Regions from separate parts of the Homo sapiens genome. Here region 2 is linked to region 1. Evidence: chromatin contacts called from ENCODE Hi-C or POLR2A ChIA-PET data. All regions are on one chromosome and are shown on one strand. The core of a region is the stretch at or near the end of the contact, and the rest is flanking DNA. Distances in the headings are between cores, read along the strand shown. Region 1 overlaps ARHGAP44 (Rho GTPase activating protein 44). Region 2 overlaps MYOCD (myocardin).

Evidence for each region. A loop is a pair of places that touch in the nucleus more often than their neighbours do. ChIA-PET counts read pairs that join two places held with the same protein, here RNA polymerase II (POLR2A). Pooled maps may share reads with other maps.
Region 2: a loop to region 1 is called in a pooled map, with 4 times the contacts of the local background. The contact joins two enhancer-like sites. A Hi-C loop is called at or near these places in 2 of 168 maps with a recorded cell type or tissue (CD4-positive, alpha-beta memory T cell and ascending aorta), 1 of 37 single-sample maps with no recorded cell type and 4 of 50 pooled maps. POLR2A ChIA-PET finds 5 or more read pairs at or near these places in 1 of 52 experiments (GM12878).

What each region holds. Positions count from the first base shown.
Region 1 is chr17:12,813,561-12,820,022 of GRCh38, forward strand. All of the region lies in intron 1 of ARHGAP44 (Rho GTPase activating protein 44), which reads left to right. Among named protein-coding and RNA genes, the nearest start is that of ARHGAP44-AS1, 27 kb to the left of the region's middle. RefSeq lists an enhancer at 2,249-2,338. Within about 2 kb of position 2,456, at least 2 of the 41 ENCODE cell types and tissues checked have a DNase peak (open chromatin) inside an H3K27ac peak, as active enhancers do.
Region 2 is chr17:12,739,379-12,745,840 of GRCh38, forward strand. MYOCD (myocardin) reads left to right here. Exons shown (of 14, transcript NM_001146312.3): 8 at 4,805-5,058. Among named protein-coding and RNA genes, the nearest start is that of MYOCD-AS1, 36 kb to the left of the region's middle. Within about 2 kb of position 2,998, at least 5 of the 41 ENCODE cell types and tissues checked have a DNase peak (open chromatin) inside an H3K27ac peak, as active enhancers do.

The DNA.
Region 1 (6,462 bases), core at 1,206-3,705:
TTGTCTTTCACTGTGACTTCTATTCAAGTAAAGAATTAATCTGTATCTGCTCCAGGTACAGAAAAGTTACAAAAAACCAGCTTGAGAGATGGATGCTCAGTAACAGGAATGGATGTGTGACTTGGCACGTCCCCCACCACACAAAGAGAGTGTATCTTTCAGATTCTGATACACTCTCCTTGGGTGGTGGGAGGCATGTTTATGTGCATATATACAAGGATACATATATTGCACCCCACATCACATATAACCATGTGGGCAAATTATTCCCAGGCTGCTGCAGGCTGGCATTTCTCCTGGCTCACGGTGAGTACCAGTGTGGAACTGGGACACACGTAGTCCAACTGTCTGCCGTCGTGACTCATTGCCCCCTTCGACCTCACCTTCTTGGTGTTATATTTCGAGATTTCATCTAAATATTCAGAAGGGCAATCTCTTCCTTTCCTTCGGGGTTATCGATTATGTTTTATCTTCTTAGTGCTGACCAAAAGCTTAATTGTCTACAGCGGTGTTTATCAGGCTTTCTTAATTCATCTCCCTTTTTGATAAGCCTGAAATGTGTATGCTCTTCTCTTTGGGGTTTTTCAGACTCTGATACACTCTCCTTGGGTGGTGGGGGGCCTGCCAGGTCACACACCCTTCCCTGTTACTGTGCAGCCACCTCCCAAACTGGTGTTTTTTTTTTTTTTTTTTTTTTTGAGATGGAGTCTTGCACTTTCACCCAGGCTGGAGTGCAGTGGCGTGATCTCGGCTCACTGCACCCTCCGCCTCCTGAGTTCAAGCAATTCTCCTGCCTCAGCCTCCCGAGTAGCTGGGATTACAGGCGCCTGCCACCACACCCGGCTAATTTTTGTATTTTTAGTAGAGACGGGGTTTCACCATGTTGGCCAGGCTGGTCTCGAACTCCTGACCTCAGGTGATCTGCCCGCCTCGGCCTCCCGAAGTGCTGGGATTACATGGGTGAGCCACCGCATCTGGCCCCAAGCTTGTTTGTGTAACTTTTCTGTACCCGGAGCAGATATAGATTAATTCTTTACTTGAATAGAGGCCACCGTGAAAGACAAGCAAGTTCATATATTGATGGGAATATATGTTTATATGCATATATGCAAGCATACCTATATTGCACCCTCATATTACATATAGCAAATGCTGTTAGTGGTTTTAATTTTTCACGTCTACCTGGCACACTCCTCCACTGGGTGTACTCCTCTTGTTTTCCTCTCTTCCTTCTTATCTCCTGCTCCCTCCTTATTTTTACTTTTGATTTATCTTTCTGAAAAAAACCCCAAAAAACCCCCAAAAAAGCAAAAACCCTCCTTTACTTTTCACACATCTTAAAGTGGTAAATATTGCTGAATCATGGTTGACTGATAGGGTCAGATTGTTGTGAGGAAACTGTTCAGTTTTCTTCCCGACTCTCCTCACCTTCTCCCACCCCTACCCAGGGCATTAGAAACCCTGGTTTGATTTTCCTTGAACCTCCCCCACCACCTGCTTTTACTTCTCCTCTCTCCTGGCTTTAGAGAAGTGAGGACAAAAGGACTCTGCTGCAGGTTGTTCTTTTGATTTTTTTTTTTTAAAAGATTCTTGTCCTGGCTTTCCTGATTCTCCAGAGTCTCCTGGGATTTTGTAGAACAAAATAGAAGAGGGAGGAGAAGCAGGGTTCCCCTAAAGGTTATCCTGTAGGCATTTAGAATGTACAATCTCATACACGGCTGTCTACTGTATTTCCTTGCAAACATTCCGCCTCGCACTTATTCTGTGAGGGAAATAAGCAGTTTCCCCACATAGCCAATAAAAGTGTATTGTGTTCAATACTAGGAGAAATACAGAAATAGCCTTGGTGGGGTAGAAAAGGCTGGAAGCGTGAATAATAGAATATAGCACATAACAAAGAGGTAAAGACTAAAAGATCAGAAAGGATTTTGAGTGGGAGAATGTTATGATCCCTGAGGAAAATGATAGATTTTTAAACTATTATGAAATTAGAGCCCCCATGACTCCATTTTACAGGAGAGTATACCAGTCAGGAGAAGATAAGAAATTGGCTCCAAATCAAAGCAAGTAAGTGGCAGACTAGAACCTAGTGGAATCCAGGAACTGCCCAGGTCCCAAATTGGCCGTTGGGTGGTATGTACATAGGTCAGATACCAACAACATGACAAGAATTGAAAACTCTCTTTCCTCTCCTTTTATTGCTTGAGAAGCTTCATGGGGGAGGTGGAACTTGAAAGTGAGCCGTTAAGAATAGTTCAGAGTTAAATAAGGAGATGAGCAGGCAGTCTGTAGGAAGAGAACCAAGTACAGAGAGTTGGGAATAGATGTTGTGTTTCACAGTCACTGGACAGATGGAACTATTTAGAAGGAAGTGGGTATTGTGGAGGTTGGTGGAAGGTCAAATGCTGGGGAGACTGGGCTTTTAGTGGGGCTGTGGAAGCTGAGCACAGTAGTTGAGATATGGTCTGTGAGGCAGTGGGAGTTACTGAACGCAGTTGAAAGGGGAAGTGAGATTATAGGCATGGTTGATTTGGAACAGTACCTTAGTTGCAGTATGCAGGGTGGATTGAAAAAGGGGAGCCTGCCATGAAGGAAGCCAACAAAGAAAATGTCAAGTAGAAGGCAGATCTGTTTGAGCCTCTTGGTTTTTAGGCATATTTGGGTGGTGAGAAATGGTTTTCTCTGCTCCTCAGCACTCTTCTTTTATTCATCTTGAAGCTATAAACTTGAGCAAAGAAGGTGACCTTCTCCAGTTGAGAAGGTATAAAACTAACCATACACACCCCTGCTAAAACTGCCACACAAGCTTTTAGGACAAAATCAGTGGACACTTAAATTAATTTGAGTGGAATATGATGAGGAATTATATTAGGGTAGGGAAAGTCATAAATCTTAAATATGATAAAAAGGATGAAAATTGGAAAGGAGCTTTAAGCTGTCATTATTTTCAGATATGATTGTTTATGTAAACTAAAAAATTACTGCAAATGAATAATTAGAATTATTAAGAGTTTAGCAAGCTTGCTCAATTCAAAAGAAAGGTGGGGTGTATTTATTAATATATCAGATACAGTGGACTTCAAGGAAAATTACAGAGATAAAGGAAGACATTACATACTGATAAAAGAGTCAGTTTACCAGAAAGACAAAATAATTCTACGTGTGTATGCATCTGAGAATAGAGGCTCAAAATACATGAAGAAAAAAGTGATAGAACCAAAAGGACAAGTAGACAAATCCACAGTTATAGGTGAGGACTTTGACACTCCTGTCTTAGTTATTGATAGAATTAGTTCACAGAAAATTAGCAAGGACATAGAAGAACTGAACAACACTGTAAACCAACTGGATCTAATTGGCATTTATAGAATACTTCACTCAACAATAAGATATACAGAGGATACATATTCTTTTCTAGTGCTCGTGAAACATTCACCAAGGTTGACTATATCCTCATCCATAAAGTAAATTTTTAACTGATTTTAAAATGTGAAACCATACAGAGTATGTTCTCTGACCATAATGGAGTTCAACTAGAAATCTGTAACAGAAAGATAACTAGGAAACCCCAAATGTCTGGTAATATAGTTAAGTAAATAATCCATAGGTGAAAAGAGGAAATTTCATGGGAAATTAAAAAGTATTTAGAACTGAATGAAAATGAAAACACAACATATCAAAATTTGTGGGGTGCATCTAATGATTGGAGGGAATGTAATAGCATTAAATGCTTAATTAGAAAAGAGGAATGGATACCCCATTTACCCTGTGATTATTATGCATTGCACGCCTGTGTCAATAAACCTCATGTAGCACATAAGTATATATACCTACTATATACCCACAAAAATTAAGAAGTAAAAGAAGAATGGTCTCAAATCAGTAATATAAGGTTCTACCTTAAGAAAATAGAAAAGGAGGAACAAAATAAACCCCAAATCAGGCAGAATGAAAGAAGTAATAAAGAGATGAGTAGAAATCACTGAAATAGAAAACAGAAAAAAATTAGAATAAATGAAAACAAAAGCTGATGTTTTGAAAAGATCGATAAAGTTGATCTGGCCAGACCGACTAAGGAAAAATGTAAGTGAAAACACAAATTACTAATATCAGGAATAAACAACGGGATATCACTGCAGACCTGGAAAGTTGTTTAAAGGATTAAAAAGTATCACACACCATTTTGCACATAAATTGGACAATTTGAGTAAAATATACCAACTCCTTGAAAACCGCAAATTACTGAAATTCACCAAAGAAGAAATAATGTATCTTGAAAAGTGGAGATAATTGGAATACTTTTATTACTATAAATAGAGTTCTTTTTGAAAACAAAACTCTGGGACCAGGTATTTTCACTGACAGTTGTACCAAACATTTGAGGGAATAACACAGTCTCTTTCAGAAAACAGAAGGAGAGAGAACACTTCATATCTATTTTGTGAGGTCTTTATTACACTGATAGTAAAATCAAAGATATTACAGAAAAAGAGAATTATAGACGAACAGTCCTCATGAACACAGATGTAAAAAATCTTCACAAATCAAATGCAGCAATATGTAAAAAATATAAAACATTATGACCAAGTGAGGTTTATTTACCCCAGTAATGTATGGTTGGGCCAACATTCACAAATCACTGTAATTTCTCATTTTAAATGACTCAACTGGTACAGCCAAAGCAAATGACAAAATTCAAAATCCATTCATGATAAGACATTTTACCAAACTAGAATTATTAGGAATTTTAAACTGGTAAGGTGCATCTGGAAAAGAAAAAAAAAAAAAAAAAACAACCCTACAACTCACATCATATTTAATGGTAGAAGAGTGAACGCTTTTCCCCTAAGACTGAAATTGAGGCAGGGATGTTCGCTTTCATTTCTTCTACTTAACCTTGTAGTGGTGATCCTAATCAGTGCAATAAGGCAAGAAAAATAAATAAAAGACATACATATTGAAAAAGAATAAATAAAACTGCCACTATTTGTAGACGATGTGATCACCTATGTATAAAATACTGAGAACTCTATGAAAAATCTCCTAGAACTAATAACAATTTATGAAAGTCTCAAGACACAGAAACGTCTAAACGCCACTTATATTTCTGTATACCTGCAGTGAACAATTTAGAAAACAGTATTTAGAGAAGTAGCAAAATTATGTGCAGGATCCATGTGCCAAAGGCTATAAAACACTGTTGAAAGACATTTTAAAAGACTTTTAAGTGCAGACATAGCATATTCGAGATTGTTGGATTCAATCTGTTTATGATGTCATTTCTCCCCATATTGATCTATAGGTTTCGTGCAATTCCCATCAGAATTTCAGCAGCGTATTTTTGTAGATACAGACAAGCCGACTCTAAAATTTGCATGGATAGGCAAAGGAACTAGAGTAGCCAAGACAATCTAGAAAGAAGAACAGAGTTGGAAGGATCACACTATCCAATTTTAATTACAGTAAAGCTACTATGAACAAGGCAGTGTGGTATTGATAAAGACATGTACATTTAGATCCAACTCAGCAGACTAGAGAGTCCAAAATGAAACCTACACAAATACGATCAATTGATTTTGAACAAAGATGCCAGGGCAATTAATGGAGAATGGATCTCACATAAATTAGATCATATGGCATGTGTTCTTTTGTGCCTGACTTCTTTCTCAATGTATTATTTTTGAGATTCATACGTGTTGCATATATCAGTATTTTTTTTTGGTCTTTTTAAGTATTTTGTTGCTCAAATATGCCATAATTTGTTTATCCATTCACCTATTGGTGGACATTTGAATTATTTCCAGTTTTTGGCTTTTTTGAGAAACATATGCTATCAACATTATGGAACAAATCTCTTTGTGAATTGTGTTTTTGTTTCTTTGGATAAGTACCTGGGAGTAAAATTGATGGATCAATTTTGTAAGAAATCACCAAACAGTTTCCCAAGGTATTTATATCATCTGTACTCCCACCAGTTATGTCCAGTTGCTCCATACCCTTGTCAGTATTTGATACTGTCAAGTTTTTTTTTTTTTTTAATTTTTGCCACTTCAGTAGCTGTGTTGTAGTAGTTTATCATGGCTTTAATTTGTACTTCCTTAACAGGTAATGATGTGAAACACCTTTTCATGAGTTTATTGGACATTCAGGTGTCTCCTTTTGTGAAATCCTGTTCAATCCTTTGCTTATGCCAAAAATGGATTCTTCATCTCTTCTGTTTTGATTTGTAGGAGTTCTTTATCTATTTTGCATGTAAGTCATTTGCTGATTGTGTTATTACCAATGCTGCCCCCTCATTGTTGCTTGCCTTTTCGTTTTCTTGATGTCTTTATGAACAGAGTTTTTAATTTTGACCAAGTTCAAGTTATCATCATTTCTTTTATGGTTAATAGTTTTTGTGTCCTATTGAAGAAATCATTGCCTATGCCATAGAAGGAGATATTCTGCATTTTCATTTGGAGG
Region 2 (6,462 bases), core at 1,748-4,247, 74 kb before region 1:
CCGACTTGGAGCAGAACTTTCTGAGTTAGGTCTGACAACACGAGGAGAGTTACACGGAGGACCCAGGCAGAGGTTCAGCTCACTAGGAGGGTCACAAAACAGGAGATGAGAAATGGGTCACCATCCTTGCAGCACAGCAGAAGTCACCTCTGCCACGGAGAAGGCTGTGGGTTTGCATTTCTTTGGAATCACAGTCCAGCCAGCACGTTCCCCACTTAAAAGATTTCATAAGCTCACCTTTGAGGTAGACACAGCTGATTGTAAGGCAGGATTTGCAAGTTTCATAAAATAGGTATGCAGCAGTTGGATTTTATGCAAGGGAAGTAGCCCTGAAAAGCTTGCATAACGTAAAACTTACATCATTCAAGCCAGTCTTCCTATGGAAATAACCACGGGGTTTCATTCATAGTAGGCAGGTAGCTAGAATCATTATAGCAAATGTTTAGTTTTCTCAGCATTATATCTTTTTGTTAATTTTTATTTTTATTTCAATAGTTTTGGGGGTGCAGGTGGTTTTTGGTTACACAGAGAAGTTCTTTAGTGGTGATTTTTTTTCTTTTTCTTTTTTCTTTTTTGAGACAGAGTCTCTCTCTGTTGCCCAGGTTGGAATACAGTGGCGCGATCTCAGCTCACTGCAACCTCCGCCTCCCAGGTTCAAGTGATTCTCCTGCCTCAGCCTCCCGAGTATCTGGGACTACAGGCTCCCGCCACCATGCCCGGCTAATTTTTTGTGTTTTTCATAGAGATGGGGTTTCACTGTGTTAGCCAGGATGGTCTTCATCTCCTGACCTCATGATCCACCTGCCTTGGCCTTCCAAAGTGCTGGGATTACAGGCGTGAGCCACTGCGCCCGGCCCTTTAGTGGCGATTTCGGAGATTGTAGTGCACCCGTCACCTGAGCAGTGTACACTGTACACAATACGGAATCTTTTATCCCTCACCCCACTCCCAATCTTCCCCCAATCCCCAAATTCCATTACATAATTCTTACGCCTCTGCATCCTCATAGCTTAGTTCCCACTTATAAGTGAGAACACATGATACTTGGTTTTCCATTCCTGAGTTACTTCACTTAGAATAATGGCCTGCAGCTCCATCCAAGTGGCTGCAAAAGACATTATTTCATTCCTTTTTATGGCTGAGTAGCATTCCATGTTGTATATGTACCACATTTTCTTTATCCACTTGTTGGTTGATGGGCACTTCGGTTGGGTCCATATCTTTGCACTTGCGACTCGTGCTTCTATAAACACCAGCATCGCATCTCACAGTACACAGGCTGCTCTCTCTTCAGTTAATTGCCTGGTAATCATGTGGCCTTCTTTATAATGTTTTATCCCAAATAACTTCCCTTTGTGTTCCTTTTTTTTTTCTTTTGAGATGGAGTTTCACTCTTGTTGCCCAGGCTGGAGTGCAGTGGCGTGATCTCAGCTCGTCGCAACCTCCGCCTCCCAGGTTCAAGTGATTCTCCTGCCTCAGCCTCCCCAGTAGCTGGGAGTATAGGTGCACACCACCATGCCTGGCAAATTTTGTATTTTTAGTAAAGACGGGGTTTCTCCATGTTGGTCAGGCTGATCTTGAACTCCTGACCTCAGGTAATCCACCTGCCTCAGCCTCCCAGAGTGCTGGGATTACAGGCGTAAGCCACCGTGCCTGGCCTATACCCAAATAACTTCCAACTGATTTGGGAACACGTTTTCTCAGCTCGAGTGCCACCACTTAATGAATGTTAAAATGACTCTTACGGGACTTAAAAAAGATTGTAAATTGAAGTAAAAATCAATGATATAGTAACAGTTTTATGGTCTAATGGATGATAGACACTTCAGTTTGCCAATAAGGCTCCCCCACCAAACCACAAGAGCTTAAACCCAGCTGACAATTCACTCAGCTCAACAGGTCGGAAATTATGTGACTATCAATGCATTTTGTTCATTGCAGGGGAAGGAGGAGGAGATGAGTCCCGTTATTTCTAAAGCTGAGTATAAAAAGAAATGTTATTCATATTTCTATCACAGTATTTAAATTTTGCATAATTTAAGTTAGCAGTGGAGCATGGTGGCTCACGCCTGTAATCCCAGCACTTTGGGAGGCCGAGGCGGGCAGATCACCTGAGGTCAGGAGTTCGAGACCAGCCTGGCCAATATGGTGAAACCCCGTCTCTACCAAAAAATACAAAAATTAGCCGGACGTGGTGGCGTGTGCCTGTAATCCCAGCTACTCAGGAGGCTGAGGCAGGATAATCGCTTGAACCCAGGAGGGGGTGGTGGCAGTGAGCCGAGATCGCAGTCACTGCACTCTAGCCTGGTCGACAGAGCGAGACTCTGTATATATATATAAAAAAAAAAAAAATTAGCAAAGCCTTCAACCTCACTGTAGTAGAAAGTATGATAGAAGCCCAGGAGATGAACAGATCGCTTTCTGTGAAAAAGGCGATTCTTACAGACACCCAGCTGGTCCCGGCAGGCTGGTTGTTTGTAGAAGAGCCATCATTTCTTCTGCTTGGTCAACAAACACAAAAACCTTAGTGTCCCCTGGGCTCAAAAAGAGAATAGTAATAGTAGCCTTTACCCCAGACTATCCAGAGTAAATGGTCCGATTTCAGTATCTTCTGGAATGTGCTAAGGCAACATAGAGAAAAAAAGCTCCTGGACCTCCGACTTAGCTGCGGGACCCTGCCAGGGCTGCAGCTCCCATCCTCCCCAGACAAGGCAAGCCTCAGAATGAGGCGACAACAGCAGCTGGTCTGGAGCAGGCCAGGGCAGAGCTGGTTTCGGGAGCCCTGCAGAAACTCTCCAAGGACAGAAGACTGATTAACTAACTAGAATGCTAATCGATTAGTAAGCAGAGAGAAACGGAGCCACCAAACACACCCAACTACTTGTGTTCATTATTCATTAGTCGCCAGGAAGAAGTCTCTTTGGAAAACAAAAGAGCCTTTGGGGGTGCATTGCGCTGAGTCCAAGTGAGTTGTAAGCTCCTTTGGATAAGGTCACATTCAGATGTGTAGTTTGTGGTTGAAGTGGGGAACCTGCCAAGTCAGAATATGCTTGCCAGCTGTTCAGGAGCCCCCTCTTCTGGACACCGGTGGAAACACACTTTCCTTCCAATGTTCCCCCAAATCCTAGCTCACTCGTGGTCATGACATCCGTGTTCTTCATTTCAACCTTCTGTAATAAAGTCAGGGTTTGAAAATTATTTTTTTTTTTTGAGGCGGAGTCTCGCTCTATCACCCAGGCTGGAGTGTAGTGGCGCAATCTCGGCTTACTGCAACCTCCACCTCCTGGGTTCAAGCTATTCTACTGCCTCACCCTCCCGAGAAGCTGAGACTACAGGCATCTACCACCAAGCCCAGCTAATTTTTTGTATTTTTACCAGAGACAGGGTTTCACCATGTTGGCCAGGCTGGTCTCGAACTCCTGACCTCAAGTGATGCGCCCACCTCCGCCTCCCAAAGTGCTGGGATTACAGGCATGAGCCACCGCGCCCGGCCTGAAAATTACTTTTTTTTAACCTGATAACAGGATGGACCCATTCCTTCCTAATATACAAAGGTCTTTTATTTCAGGAGCAGGTTATAGACATAATTACCTGTTCATTGACTACCTGTTATTATTTCAATATTATCTTTTATAGTCTTTATATTGATTAGTGAGAGAAAAAGTAAAGAATATTTTCTCCAACTTGCAGGTGAGGAAACTGAGATGTATTAAAGTTAAGTAATTGTACCACTTTCAAAAATTTGTCTTATCTTCCAAGACTATACCCTTAACTTCCTGATTCAGTGTGTCCAAATCATGCAATACATGCTTTGGGTTCCAACTCTGGGAAGTGTTCCAGTTAGGTGGATAACCCTTCCCATAATAAGTAAAGTGTCCTTATTTCAAAAGGTGTTACTTCCTGATCTTTCATCGGTATTTGGCAGGCAGGCGAGAGGGTGTTCAGCAGGCAGATAGGCAAGGTTTATCTTACTTTCAGCTCAAAGCAACAAATAACCACATTCTAGATTTTCAAAGAAAATCTTAGTTTTATCTTAGTTTATGTCATTAATAAGTCGACTTATTAAGTGTTTAACTAAAAGTGACTGCACATATGCATATGAAAGTTCTTTTTTTTTTTTTTTTTTTTTTTGAGATGGAGTTTCGCTCTTGTTGCCCAGGCTGGAGTGCAATGGCGTGATCTCGGCTCACTGCAACCTCTGCCTCCTGGGTTCAAGCAATTCTCCTGCCTCAGTTTCCCGAGTAGCTGGGATTACAGGCGCCTGACACCACACCTGGCTACTTTTTGTATTTTTTGTAGAGAAGGGGTTTCACCGTGTTGGTCAGGCTAGTCTCGAACTCATGACTTCAGGTGATCCACCCGCCTCGGCCTCCCAAAGTGTTGGCATTGGCATTACAGGTGTGAGCCATCGCTCCCAGCCATGAAAGAACTTTCTACAAGTAGTCTCAAGATCAGAATGCAACCTTTGTTAGGTCATCAGTTGGTTTTAGGTTAGGAGAATGCACTCATTGAAACACAGGATTACATTTTGCTGTACTCCAGAAAGGAAAAACTCTGGAGCTGCTTCTAAGATTCAACATTCCCTGTCTAAGGAGTGTCCTTCCAGTGTGATACATTTGCAATGGATTTGTTCATTAGCAACGTTAGTGTCCTAGGAGCTCTTTGTACATCATGCCTTTGCTATATTATATTTCTGAGATCCAAGAATGGCCATCAGACAAAACTGCCTCACAACGTGTCCATGATGCAAAATCATTCTCAGCCATCACCTAAAGCACATGCAATTTCCTCATCTTCTTTGCAGTCCAAATCCTTGGGTGACAGTAAGAACCGCCACAAAAAGCCCAAGGACCCCAAGCCAAAGGTGAAGAAGCTTAAATATCACCAGTACATTCCCCCAGACCAGAAGGCAGAGAAGTCCCCTCCACCTATGGACTCAGCCTACGCTCGGCTGCTCCAGCAACAGCAGCTGTTCCTGCAGCTCCAAATCCTCAGCCAGCAGCAGCAGCAGCAGCAACACCGATTCAGCTACCTAGGGATGCACCAAGCTCAGCTTAAGTAAGTCCGGCAAGGCTGGGAGGGTGGCTGTGGGCAGAGGTTGGGAAGGGTGTCTATTAATATCTATCTGCCAGCACCATGGGGCCTAGCAAGTCCTGTATTGCACCATTTCCTCATCCAGTATGTTTGGAAGGTGACTCAATTTAGAAACTATGCACACCTTTTCAGAGCCGTAAGACTGGGAGGAAGCAAATACAGGGCCCTCTATATCTGCAGATGTATTCCAAACCCTCATTGGATCCCTGAAACCTCAGAGAGTACTGAACTCTACATATACTGTATTTTTCTTAGGCATATATACCTGTGATAAGGTTTCACTTATAAATTAGGCACAGTGAGAGAATAACAATAATAGCTAGCAATAATGTAGAACAATTATAGCAAGATACTGTAATAAAAGGTATCTGGATGTGGTGGTTTCTCTCTCAAAATAACTTATTGTACTGGACACAACTATTTTTGAACTGCAGTTGACCTCAGGTAACTGAAATCTTGTAAAGTGAAACTGCCAATAGGTGGAGGGACTGCTATAAATCAATGCCCTTGATAAGAGGCCCCTTTGGGGAAAAGGAAAGTATTAGCACTTTCAAGTTGGACTATGGAAAGTCTAAGAATGTGATATTGGAATTATGAGCAATTCCGATGCCCTTCTGCTTTTAGAAGGAACAGGGCTGAGCAGCTGACAGACACTCTCAAAGATTGACTCCTGAGCCCAGGTTGTGTGACCACATTGCTAGGTCACCTTTTATTTTTTTTAAATATATTTATTTATTTATTCATTTATTTTTTCGAGATGGAGTTTCACTCTTGTTGCCCAGGCTGGAGTGCAATGGCGCGATCTTGGCTCACCGCAACCTCCGCCTCCCAGGTTCAAGCGATTCTCCTGCCTCAGCCTCCCTAGTAGCTAGGATTACAGGCATGCGCCACCACGCCCGGCTAATTTTGTATTTTTAGTAGAGACAGGGTCTCTCCACGTTGGTCAGGCTGGTCTCAAACTCCCAACCTCAGGTGATCCACCCGCCTCGGCCTCCCAAAGTGCTCGGATTACAGGCATGAGCCACCGTGCCTGGCCAGGTCACCCTTTAAATTGTCAATATCCCCACATATAAAGTTGAGATGTAGATTCCTCCTGTGTCATCCTCAGACTATATACTAGCAATTATGCTGAGCACTAAACGCAACCAAGCTTCACCAGGTGTGTTTGGCCTCCCCAGGACAGAGCATCAGCTGAATCACAGGTGGATGTGTCCTCTTTCATATGCCAAAGTCCCTGCCACTCCCTCTTATCTCCCTAAACAAAGTTCAGATGTCACGCACCGCTTACCGTCTAGCCGGCAGTGTTGTTTTTCCTCACCCTGGTCTCTTCTGCTGGTTTATTACATGCCTGACCCTTGCAGGCAATCA